Linked DNA regions of Homo sapiens: region 1 is linked to region 2. The links are chromatin loops, found by intact Hi-C in ENCODE. Cell type or tissue: CD4-positive, alpha-beta T cell. All regions are shown on one strand. Each heading gives the region's core, and the rest is flanking DNA. Links, peaks and the distances in the headings are about the cores only.

Region 1 (6,269 bases), core at 1,038-6,037, 68 kb before region 2:
GATCAAGGCTGTGGTGTGAGGACTACCCACTTTAGGGAAGTGAAAGAGGCCAGCCTCACCCCAGACACCCCAGTGTGGTTGGGGAAAGGGGGTGGTCCGTGGTGAGCCTGGTACCTGGGGACTCATCCTGGCCCTGCCTGGCCCTCAGGTGGGATGCTATGGAATATGATGAGAAGCTGGCCCGTTTCCGGCAGGCCCACCTCAACCCCTTCAACAAGCAGTCTGGGCCGAGACAGCATGAGCAGGGCCCTGGGGAGGAGGTCCCGGACGTCACTCCTGAAGGTGGGTGCTGGTGGGAGTCAGGGTGGGAGCTGGGCAGGTCTCTGACTGCTTACGTGGACCCCTCCTTTCTTCCTGCCGCGTCCTGCGCAGCCCTGGCTTTCCCACGGAGCCGGCACCTGCTGGCTGTGTTCTTTTTCCCATCTCTTCTGTGGTCGTGTGGTTTGTTTCTGTGTCCCCACTAGAATTCACATTCCTGAGGGCAAGATTTGTGCCTGACCCATCACTGCTGCATCCTAGGGCCCAGCACATAGTAGGTGCTCAGGGAACACTTGCTGAGTGCGGTCAGCGCTGAGACCTGGTAAGGGAGAGGTTAGCCGAGGGAACGTGCTCTGGGCGTCAGGGTGGCATGAGCTTTAGAAACTGCAGATGAGGTCATCAGGGAGTGCTTGGAGCGGGGCAGCTGCAGAGACGGCCTGGAGTCGACACTGGGGTTCGTGGATTTTGCTGTGTAGCCATGCAGTGGTTTTTCTCTCGCCCCCGTGGTCACGCATGAGGTGTCCACCTTAGAAATGGGATGTCTCTATAATGCTGTCTTGAGGACTTTTGGCACCGAGTGTCATTCCACCTCCTCATTTTGAGTGGCTCTTTCCTGTCTACACAAGGCTGTGGGCTCCTCTGTGAATGCAGACTGGACGGTGTGCAGATCTGAGTGGTGCCCAGCTCTCACGGTGCCTCCTTTCTGTGCGGCTTCCTGAATCCCTTTCCCACTCCTGGCTATCTCAGCTCCTCCCTAGGGGATGGGAGGCAGGAGGTAGCAGCTGACGCTCCACACCTGTCCCCGTCTTCCTCCAGAGGCCCTGCCTGAGCTGCCCCCTGGGGAGCCGGAATTCCGCTGCCCTGAACGCGTGATGGATCTCGGCCTGTCTGAGGACCACTTCTCCCGCCCTGTGGTAAGGTTTTAGATCTCGGAGGGGAGAGGGACTGAGGGAACCCCCAAGGCAGGAAGGGCCAGGGTTTCCTTGTCACTCCCTCCCAGGTGGCAGGGCAGTGTCCTGTGAGCTGGGGTACAGTCTCACTCCATTGTCAGGCTCAGCAGCCCCCACCTCAGCCAGGGCTCCTGGCTTCGAATCTGAGGCCTGCATGACACCACAGACCCCCACCCTCAGAGCCTGAGTGAAGGCAGGTGGAGAGAGCCTGGGATTGGGGTTCATGAACCTGGGGCTGCTTCTGTCCCCTGAGCTCCATGTCTTCATGAAGCAAATGTGCAGAGAATAGATTCCCTCTGGGGTCCTTGAGGTCCTGTACACTTGCCGAGAGTCAGGGTGTGGGAGGCAAGGGGAAGCCCCTTGTCTGCCTCGTACTGACCAGTCGGTATTACAGGGCCACTCTTGTTTGTTCCGTGTTTTGTTCCATGGAAGCCTTGTGTTGAAGAAGAAAAGGGGGAGGATATAATGATTTTTTTAAAAAAGTTTGAGGCCGGGCGCGGTGGCTCACGCCTGTAATCCCAGCACTTTGGGAGGCTGAGGCGGGCGGATCACGAGGTCAGGAGATGGAGACCATCCTGGCTAACACGGTGAAACCCCGTCTCTACTAAAAAATGCAAAAAATCAGCCGGGCGTGGTGGCACATGCCTGTAGTCCCAGCTACTCGGGAGGCTGAGGTAGGAGAATGATGTGAACCTAGGAGGCAGAGTTTGCAGTGAGCCGAGACTGCGCCACTGCACTCCAGCCTGGGTGACAGAGTGAGACTCCGTCTCAAAGAAAAAAAAAGTTTGAAAACCTTTTATTTTTATGCAAACCATCTCCAACTTTTGAGGGAAACATTACGGCAACATTCAAATGTAACTTTGAAAGGATTTGGGCCAGACGTGGTGGCTCACGCCTGTAATCCAGCACTTTGGGAGGCCGAGGCGGGCGGATCGTGAGGTCAGGAGTTCGAGACCAGCCTGACCAACATGCTGAAACCCCGTCTCTACTAAAAATACAAAAAAAAATTTAGCCGGGCATAGTGGAGCGCCCCTGTAGTCCCAGCTACTCAGGAGGCTGAGGCAGGAGAATCGCTTGAACCCGGGAGGTGGAGGTTGCAGTGAGCCGAGATCGTGCCGCTGCACTCCAGCCTGGGCGACAGAGACTCCGTCTGAAAAAAAAAAAAAGAGGGAGAGACTTCATATATTTGTTTCGTATCTTATTTTTTTTCCTTTTTCTTGAGATAAGGTCTCGCTCTGTTGCCCCCGCTGTGAAGTGCAGTGGCGCAATCATGGCTCACTGCAGCCTCGACCTCCTGAGCCCAAGCGATCCTCCCACCTCAGCTTCCTGATTAGCTGAGACTACAGGTGTGCACTACAATGCTCAGATAATTTTTCATTTTTTTTTTATAGACACGGGGTCTCGCTCTGTTGCCCAGGCTAGTCTAAAGCTCCTGAGCTCAAGTGATCCACCCACCTCGGCCTCCCAAAGTGCTAGCATTATAGGTGTGACCCACTGCACTCAGCTTGTTTTGTATATTACAACATTTTGAGCACTTCCTTTGGGCCACAGGCTGAGCTGCAAGGGGGAGGGGAGGGTGCCACCTCCCCTTTGCCTGGGTCTCAGAGCCCAGCAGCCTGGAGGAGGAGGATGGCTCCTGAGGGCGGGGTCCAGGCTCCCCAGCACTGAGACCTGATCCTGTCTTCCCCGGGATCCCCAGAGTGTTCTGAGTCTGGGGCCTTGCTGGGCCGTGAGCCCCCTGGTCGCTATGTGGCGAAAGCAACCAGAAGTGCTGGGGCTGGCTCTCGGCATGTGCTTGGGCTTGGCAGTCAAGCTCGAGGCCACTTACTGTCCTTCATGACAGCAAATGTCCTTTCCCTAGCTTTCCTCCAAGAGGAAGCTCTTCAGAAGGAAGTGAAGTGACATAACAAAAAAGCATCTGGATTTCTCAAAGAAGGAAGTTGTCTTTTGAAAAGCAACTTTCAAACATTAGGTTTTCAGAGGTCTGTGGGCAGGCAGGTCAGGCTAGGAGCACGCAGCACCGGGTGGACCTTGACCGTGCTGCCACCTTTCCTGCCCTGGAGCAAGTCCTCGGTGCCCTCTGGGTTGAGTTTCCTTCTCTGGGTGAGGGGTGTCGGGGTCTGCTCTGGGCCTGTCTCGGCGGATGGGCCTTAACAGGGAGCTCCTGCAGGATGGGCCTTTGACTGCCCCCGCCCCCAACCTGGGCAGGGTCTGTTCCTGGCCTCTGACGTCCAGCAGCTGCGGCAGGCGATCGAGGAGTGCAAGCAGGTGATTCTGGAGCTGCCCGAGCAGTCGGAGAAGCAGAAGGATGCCGTGGTGCGACTCATCCACCTCCGGCTGAAGCTCCAGGAGCTGAAGGTGGGTGTGGGGCCGCCCCGCCGTGGGGCAGCCTGGGGCCGAGGCCAGAACTGTGGAACTAGGAGGACCCTGCCAGCCTCTGGCTCTCTCTCAGGCGGTGGTCTCTCTCTCGGCCTCAGGGGCTGAGGTAGAAGGGCACGAGACAGGCAGGGTGGAAGACGGGCCCTCACCCCACTGCGGGAGGTTTCCCTATTAGCCTAGACCCTCCTGTTGCAAGGAACAGAAACTCAACCCTGAGTAGCTTAAGCCAAAAAGAAAAATGTATTTGCTTGGTGACTGGAAGATCCTCCAGTGTCAGGAATCTTGCTCTCTTCCAACTCGACTTCCTGTGTCTGATCCAGCCTCAGGCAGGCCTTCCCTGTGCGGTGGCAGAGACGGTCCCGGCAACCACATCTTGCTTTCCAGGAGCTGAGCCTCCCTGTGCAGATGACAGCTGCCTTTTCACAGTGGTTATAGCAGGAACCTCAGGCCTGACTTTCATTGGCCAGTCCTGACCGGATGACAGTGGCTGACTGGCCAGTTCTGGGTCATGTGCCCACCCCTGACCCAATGACAGTGGCCGATTGGCTAGTTCTGGGCTGTGTGCCCGCCCACTGACCCAATGACGGTGGCCGATTGGCTAGTTCTGGGCTGTGTGCCCACCCACTGAAGCAAGCGGGTGGGCTAAGTAAGTTCCTCCCTGAGTGAGCCACATGGACAAGGACGGGTGGTGTCTTGAAGGTGACAACAAAAGAAGGTGGTGGGTCCCAGGCCACAGATGTTCCTGATGCAGTCCTTGGGTCTGTGTGTGCTTTGGCCTGGCTGCCCTGTGTCCCCTGTGCTGATTCAGGTATCCCTGGGAATGTAGAAAGTAGAATATTCATGAGGAAACAGGTAAATTGGTGGTAAGAAAAAAAAACCCCAAAACATAGTGGCTTAGAGAAGATGTGTTCGTTTCCTCACGTAAAAATCCCATAGGTGGTCTGGGGCCTCTATGACAGCTAATGGTGTTGGGGAGGGCCTCCTTTTCCATTGCCCTGCACCTAACCGGCAAAAAGCAGGAGGGGCAGAGAGGCCGGGTCGCTCCCGCTCACATGCCCATGGCCCGGTGCAATCCCACACAGCCCCTCGCTGCAAGGGATGCTGGGAAAGGTCGCAAGGGATGCTGGGAAAGGTAGCATGTGACCTTGGCGGTCCTTGTCCAGCTGATCATTGTTTACTGTGAAAGGGAGAAAAGGGACATGGCATTGTGCTGAAACTCACAATCTCTGCCCTAAATGGTGCCTGGAAGAAATAAGTTGAGGGGCTTGTGCGAAGGGAAAGGAACTTCAGCCCAGCTCACCTGTGACCCCCTCCCTGACTCACCCTCTGCAGGACCCCAATGAGGATGAGCCAAACATCCGAGTGCTCCTTGAGCACCGCTTTTACAAGGAGAAGAGCAAGAGCGTCAAGCAGACCTGTGACAAGTGTAACACCATCATCTGGGGGCTCATTCAGACCTGGTACACCTGCACAGGTGGGCCGAGACCCAGACGAGGAGTGAGGAATGAGAGAGACCAAAGTTCCTGCCTCCGCTGGGCTCACATTCAGATGTGAGCTATCCAGTGTGGTGGCCACTAGCCAAACATGGCCAGTCAAAGTTAAATTAACTAAATATGCATTTCCTCGTTGTACTGTCTACATTGGACAGGGCTGTTCTGGATGAGAAATTAAACTAGTGAATTACATGGTGTGTCTAGTTTGTACAATGAAGAAAAAGGGAAAGGACCTAGCACGTGTTAGGGTGGAGTGAATGTGACTTTAGGGCAGAATGTAAAGGCATCACGTGACTTTGTTTTTTGTTTTTGTTTGTTTTTGGTTTGGTTTTGTTTTTGAGACGGAGTCTCACTCAATCGCCCAGGCTGGAGTGCAGTGGTGCAATCTCAGCTCACTGCAAGCTCCACCTCCCGGGTTCACACCGTTCTCCTGCCTCAGCCTCCTGAGTAGCTGGGACTACAGGTGCCCGCCACCACGCCCGGCTAATTTTTTGTATTTTTTTTAGTAGAGACGGGGTTTCACCGTGTTAGCCAGGATGGTCTCTATCTCCTGATCTTGTGTTCCGTCCACCTCGGCCTCCCAAAGTGCTGGGATTACAGGCGTGAGCCACCACGCCCAGCCGGCGTCACGTGACTTTTAAGCAAAAACTTGAAGGTCAGGGAGCAAGCCAAGACAATATGTCTGGAGGAATGTTCTGGTGGGGGCAGCCCTGTGGTTGATGTGTCCAGTGCCTTAAGGAGGAGCAGAGAGCCAGGTGTGGCTGCAGCTTTGTGTCTGGAGGACTGTTCCGGTGGGGACAGTGCTGTGGTTGATATAAGGAGGAGCAGAGAGCCAGGTGTGGCTGCAGCTCTGTGTCTGGAGGAATGTTCCGGTGGGGGCAGCCCTGTGGTTGATATAAGGAGGAGCAGAGAGCCAGGTGGGGCTGCAGTTCTGTTTCTGGGGGAGGTGGGCTCAGAGGTGGCTGGGGCTTTTCTTTAAGTGCAGTGGGGGCCACAAGTGGGTGCTGGACATACTTGAGCTTTAATAGGTTACTGTGGCTGCTGACTGAGCTTGGACTGAGAGGGAGGTGACTGAGAAGAGGGGGATGACTCTGATTGGGCTGGGGTAGGTGGTGGGAGTGAGGAGTCGCTAAGGGCAGTCCAGCTGAAGGTTTGGAAACGGAATGTAACAGATTAGAAAATAGTCTGA
Region 2 (6,269 bases), core at 230-5,229:
CTGTTGGATCCCTGGGACCTAGGGTTTCAGCTCACGAGGCTTTGCAGAGCACCAGGGTCCCCATGGAATAGAGCCGGAGGCAGGAATTACCCTAAGACCTTTGGTCTCCCGGATGGAGAGCCTGGGGCACACCAGAGTGGCTAGAGATCCCTCTACACCAAGGAGGCCCGGACAGGTCCAGTGCCCTTGGAGTGCCCAGGGCACAACCTTGGGATACAGGAACCACTGTTCCCTTGGAAAGCCTGGCAGGAGTCAGGCCCAGACCGAGAAGAGGAAGGCGGAGCTCGTGGCCTCATCAGCTCCATGTCTGTCTTTCTCTTGTAAAGGGCTCTCCCTTTGTGGTACAGGAATTGTCAGTAACTCAATTTCTGGGCAGGTGTGGCAGGGTGGGTTTCAGCTGGTGGGGGGAGGAAAGCTCTGGGAGCCCCACCAAGTCCCTGCAGCTGGCTGTGAAGGTCCCAAATGCTAAGTAATGCTGAACCTTCCTCCACTGCCTTCAGGGCTTTGTGATGAGGTAGCCTTCTTGGAGTGGAGGGATTAAAAAGAGAGCAGTACATTACGAATTAAATTTAAGTAGATGGGTTTTCTGACCCAGGAAGGGTCTTCTGAAAACCGACTATGAAAGAAACTACCAAACTAGGCCAGGAGTCTGGGCGCGGTGGCTCACGCCTGTAATCCCATCACTTTGGGAGGCCGAGGCAGGCGGATCATGAGGTCAGGAGATCCAGACCATCCTGGCCAACATGGTGAAAATCCATATCTATTAAACATACAAAAATTAGCTGGGTGTGGTGGCGTGTGCCTGTAGTTCCAGCTACTCGGGAGGCTGAGGCAGGAGAATCACTTGGACCTGGGAGGCGGAGGTTGCAGCGAGCCGAGATCGCACCACCGCACTCCAGCCTGGCAACACGTCTCTTAAAAAAAAAAAAAAAAAGCAGGGTGTAGTGGCTGACGCCTGTAAACCCAGCACTTTAGGAGTCCAAGGTGGGTGGATCACTTGAGGCCAGGAGTTGGAGACCAGCCTGGCCAACATGGTGAAACCCTGTCTTTACTAAAAATACACACACACACACACTCACACACACACACACACAAAATTAGCCGGGTGTGGTGGTACGCACCTATAGTCCCAGCTACTTGGGAGGCTGAGGCAGGAGAATTTCTTGAACCTGGAAGGTAGAGGTTGTGTAGTGGGATTTTTAAGGAATTAGAGAGACCGATGGGGTTCAGGAGGATATTTATTAATTATTTAGGTGCACCGGCCCAGTCAGATTAAAATCCAAAGGACTGAGCCCTGAACAAAGAGTTAAGTTACCTTTTAAGCTTTTCGTGGGGCAGAGGGAGATCTGTGCAGGGGGAAGCATGCTTCAGATGTGAGAAATAAAGGCAGTTGTTCAGTTGAAACATGCATTACATCATTTCTTACTTTTTAAGGAAAAACATGTTTTGCGACTTGAGTTTATCTGCCTAGTGACCTTGCAGCCGCACAGCTACAGAATCAGGGTCTTCACAATGCCTGGGAAGGGAGGAGAGACAAGGCTCACTAGCCGCAGAAAAACAGGCAGTTAATTTTTAAAGGACTCCAGCTCTTTCTCTTTTTCAGGGGGAGTTGGGTTTTCTTATATATAACTGAGTTTCTGCTTACACACTTTTTAATTTCTTTTAATTCCTGTTCCAGTTGCAGTGAGCCAGGATTGCACCACTGCACTCCAGCCTGGGTGACAGAGCAAGACTCCATCTCAAAAAAAACAAAAACAAAAACAAAAAACAAAAAAATGCAACAGCAAACACAACAGCAAACACTAAACACAACCAAACTACTTCTGTTTCTGTTAGGTTGTGGGAATATGGGCCTTGGTCTGTTGGATCCTTGGACCAAGGAATATGGGTGATATTTCTGTTTTCTTCTCATCAGTGTTTTCTAAAATTTCCACATAATATTTTCTCTCTCTCTTTTTTTTTTTTTTTTTGAGGTAGAGTCTTACCCTGTCACCCAGGCTGGAGTGCAGTGGCATGATCTTGGCTCACTGCAACCTCTGCCACCTGGGTTCAAGCGATTCTCCTGCCTCGGCCTCCCGAGTACCTGGGACTACAGGTGCCCGCCACCACGCCTGGCTAATTTTTTTGTATTTTTAGTAGAGACAGGGTTTCACCATGTTGGCCAGGCTGGTCTTGAACTGCTGACCTCAAGTGATCCGCCCGCCTCAGCCTCCCAAAGTGCTGGGATGACAGGTGTGAGCCACTGTGCCTGGCTCCACCTAATGTTTTCATTCAGGACTAAATGAAACATAAATGAAGATAAATGGGCCAGTCGCGGTGGCTCACGCCTGTAATCCCAGCACTTTGGGAGGCTTAGGTGGGCAGATCACGGGTCAGGAGTTCGAGTACAGCCTGGCCAACATAGTGAAACCCCGTCTCTACTAAAAATACAAAAAATTAGCCGGACGTGGTGGTGGGCACCTGTAATCCCAGCTACTCAGGAGGCTGAGGCAGGAGAATGGCTTGAATCCGGGAGGCGGAGGTTGCAGTGAGCTGAGATCGCACCATTGCACTCCAGCCTGGGCAACAGAGCAAGACTCTGTCTCAAAAAAAAAAAAAAAAAAAAAAAAGAGAGTTCAAGACCAGCCTGGCCAACATGGTGAAACCTCGTCTCTACTAAAATACAAAAAAAAATTAGCCAGGCGTGGTGGCGGGCACCTGTAGTCCCAGCTCCTCGTGGAGGCTGAGGCAGGAGAATTGTTTGAACCCAAGAGGTGGAGGTTGCAGTGAGCCAAGGCAGCCTGGATGACGAGGGAGACTCCATCTCAAAAAAAAAAAAAAAAAGATAAATGGATTTAGGTTTTAATGTTTTTAAAAAATAAATAAAATTTCCACATGAAATTTGTAATTTTAAAAACGTTACATAGCTGGGCACAGCAGCAGTGAACTCCTGTGGTCCCAGCTCCTTGGGAGGCTGAGGTGGGAGTATCAGTTGAGCCCAGGAATTGGAGTCTGCAGTGAGCTATGTGATCACACCACTGCACTCCAGCTTGGGCGACAGAGCAAGACTTTGTCTTTAAAAAAGGTTACCGAGACATGTAGACACAGAAAAGCATGGGCTGAAGACTACTGGGAGTAGCAAAGTCAGCAGGATAGGATATGGAAATTTGTTACCTGCTTGAGTGCCCTGTAAATGGGTGGCCAGACAGAACTGCTCCTGGTGTCATGCGTGGTTTCAGCAACTTCCACAAGGGGGTGGGGTTAGAAGGTTCTCTCCCATCCTTGTCAAAGTTGCTAAAACCACGCACGACGCCATGTGCAGTTCCGTCTGGCAGCCCATTTACAGGGCTCTCGTGGTGGGTGCTGTCTGCCCAAGCTTTCTTGACCAGGCTTCTCTGAAGGAAGTTTCTCTTTGAAAGAAAGGAAACTTGTGGTTGTCACAACCGATCGTGGTTATGGAGGCATTTCTCCCTAAGCTTACTGAATGGTGTCTTGCAGGTCTTTTCCATGGTGGTCACCAATGTTGCCGCCAGCATGGTAACATTTGGCAGTGTGGTATTGAGGGTCTTTCCTCTGTTTTGCATCCACAGCAGAGGTCTTTACTTTTTACCAAGGAGTGAGTGGGTTTGGAATGGGTTCCCCCCTCTCTTAGTTTTTGGAGACGGGGTCTCGTTCTACTGCCCAGGCTGGAGTGCGGTGGTGCACCATAGCTCACTGCAGCCTTAAACTTCTAGGCTCAAGTGATTGTCCTGCCTTGGCCTCCCAAAGTGCTGGGATGACACGTGTGAGCCACTGCGCCTGGTCACCGTATACCAAGGAATGAGTGGGTTTGGAATGAGTTCCCTCTCTTTTCTTTTTTTTTTTTTTTAAGTTACAGTTTGCTTTTTGAGATGGAGTCTCACTTTGTTGCCCAGGCTGGAGTGCAATGGTGGGATCTTGGCTCACTGCAGCCTCTGCCTCCCGGGTTCAAGCGATTCTTCTGCCTCAGCCTCCCGAGTAACTGGGACTATAGGCACACACCAGCACACCTGGCTAGGTTTCCTCTCTTTTTTTTTTTTTTGAGATGGAGTCTCACTCTGTCGTCCTGGCTGGAGTGCAGTGGTGTGATCTCGGCTCACTGCAAACTCCATGCCCCAGGTTCAAGCCATTCTCCTGCCTCAGCCTCCCGAGTAGCTGGGACTACAGGCGCCCACCGGCACGCCCGGCTAATTTTTTTTTGTATTTTTAGTAGAGATGGGGTTTCACTGTGTTAGCCGGGATGGTCTTGATCTCCTGACCTCGTGATCCGTCCACCTCGGCCTCCCAAAGTGCTGGGATTACAGGCGTGAGCCACCACGCCCGGCTCCTCTCTTTTCTAGAAGGAATGTTCTCCTTCTCAAAAGGAAGGTTTCTCCTTTGTGCTTCTCCAAATGCAACAACAGGATGTGTGTGTGGTAAAGGGTGGGAACACTCAGGGCAATGATGTGCTCCAGGTGAGCAGAAGGGAGAGAGGTTCCAGAACCTTCTCTGCCAAATGTTCCTGGGAGCAAATCAGAGCCAGCCAAGAAGGGGAAGCTGTTAGAGTCTCTCTTACCCCATTATTTCCACCAAAGGCACCGAAAAAGAAAGGGAAGAAAGGCAAAGCCAAAGGCACCCCGATTGTCGATGGGCTCGCTCCAGAGGACATGAGCAAGGAGCAGGTGAGCAGAGCGGGCTGTGGCCCAGTCCCCGGGTGGGCGTGGGCGGGCACCACGCAGGGTGCCTACGCCGAGTGTCCATCTTGCCATGTGGATCCACCCTTCTGTCCAAGCCAGAACACGCCCCCCGCGTGGCCCATAATTCCCATCAGCGGCAAAGCTTTCGGCTGCACCATGTCTTTTCAGAAAGGTAGTGCAGCCTGTGAAAGAGCTTTGTAACAGGGTGGTAGGAGTGTGGAAGGACATGCTTTTCTGATCTAAAAGCTGTTTTTAATTTCGTGTATTCTCTTTCAATCTTACCCTTTTTTTGCACCTGATGTGTATAGACTTATCGTAGAACACACATGTAGCATTCTCCTTTATTTTATTCACCATTAAACATTATGTCAAAAAGGAAGTTTTTGAAAGAAGGATGATTTACTTCAAATCACATCTGAATCTGATTAATCGTTCATTTTTTTTTTTTTTTTTTTTTTTTTTTTTGAGACGGAGTCTCACTCTGTCGCCCAGGCTGGAGTGCAGTGGCGCGATCTCGGCTCACTGTGAGCTCCACCTCCCGGGTTCACACCATTCTCCTGCCTCAGCCTCCCGAGTAGCTGGGACTACAGGCACCTGCCACCACGCCTGGCTAATTTTTTTTTTGTATTTTTAGTAGAGACGGGGTTTCACCGTGTTAGCCAGGATGGTCTCGATCTCCTGACCTCGTGATCCACTCGCCTCGGCCTCCCAAAGTGCTGGGATTACAGGCATGAGCCACCACGCCTGGCCAGTCATTCATTGTTTTTGATAAAAGTCCCAACAAGGAGTAACAGCATCAGGGCTGCCTTTTTCTTGTTGCTTATTTTGGGGAGGAGGTGATGTTTTTATAGTTTCTTTGTAGGAGTTAGTTTAAGTCTCTTCTTCATTTGGATGTAGTTAAGGGCTACAGAACATAATTACATAATTACAATTTTACCTAAAAGGCTCCTGGAGACGGCAGTGTGTGGCAAGCACGGTGCACCCTCTGGCCTCTGCCCTCATGGACGACTGCCTGTGAGCACCTGACATGGGACATGAGGGCTGTGTCAACTCTGTGTTATTGTTAATAAATCTTACCTTCTTTTGATAGTTGTAAGATAAAAAATCAATACGAAGGAGACTGAAAGAGTCTCATGACCTGAAGTTGGAGCTAGGCAGAGGTCCTTGAACAATGGTAAAGAATGGCTTTATTTTACATGCAGGCAAACCATTGGCAGTTTAAGCCAGTGGCTAAGCAGAGAGGTGATGGGGTCAGGTTTGTGTTCTGGAAAGATGTCTGGAGCTGCTGGATGGAGAATGGATTGAACACTGCGTTGTCCCAGCATGTGAGCTGCTGCCCGTCTCCCTGTCCGCTTCCCATTCCTGTGGAGACAGGCCTTGTGGGGCAGTGGCCATGGAGCCTACGGGGCAGCCTACGGGGCAGGCTACGGGGCAGCTTACGGGGCAGGCTATGGGGCAGCCTACGGGGCAGGCTACGGGGCAGGCCCTTGCACTGCACATCGCACGTTGAGCCACAGACTCAGAAGGCTTCTTCAGGGTCCAGGCAGGTGGGGAGGGATGGGGGTGACCTGGAGACTCCTGCCCCGCAGCAGAGGA

Evidence for each region. Peaks named below come from ENCODE experiments on the same cell type or tissue, not always from the same donor. Only the 100,000 strongest peaks of a DNase experiment are listed, where the experiment ranks them.
Region 1: it touches region 2 in a loop (3-fold over the local background); 9 of 110 quality-filtered maps call a loop at or near these places.

What each region holds. Positions count from the first base shown.
Region 1 is chr16:89,954,095-89,960,363 of GRCh38, forward strand. DEF8 (differentially expressed in FDCP 8 homolog) reads left to right here. Exons shown (of 13, transcript NM_001242818.2): 3 at 149-282; 4 at 1,075-1,172; 5 at 3,417-3,566; 6 at 4,920-5,061. The coding sequence starts at 159. Among named protein-coding and RNA genes, the nearest start is that of SNORA119, 3.9 kb to the left of the region's middle. RefSeq lists an enhancer at 1-18. In CD4-positive, alpha-beta T cell, for the core only: no CTCF peak of the experiment used is centred there; a DNase peak (open chromatin) is centred at 4,107; H3K4me3 peaks cover 440 bases.
Region 2 is chr16:90,023,065-90,029,333 of GRCh38, forward strand. It overlaps DRC4 (dynein regulatory complex subunit 4), which reads left to right. Exons shown (of 11, transcript NM_001481.3): 2 at 4,572-4,658. GAS8-AS1 (GAS8 antisense RNA 1) reads right to left here. Exons shown (of 1, transcript NR_122031.2): 1 at 5,835-6,269. Among named protein-coding and RNA genes, the nearest start is that of DRC4, 3.5 kb to the left of the region's middle. In CD4-positive, alpha-beta T cell, for the core only: no CTCF peak of the experiment used is centred there; a DNase peak (open chromatin) is centred at 3,237; H3K4me3 peaks cover 83 bases.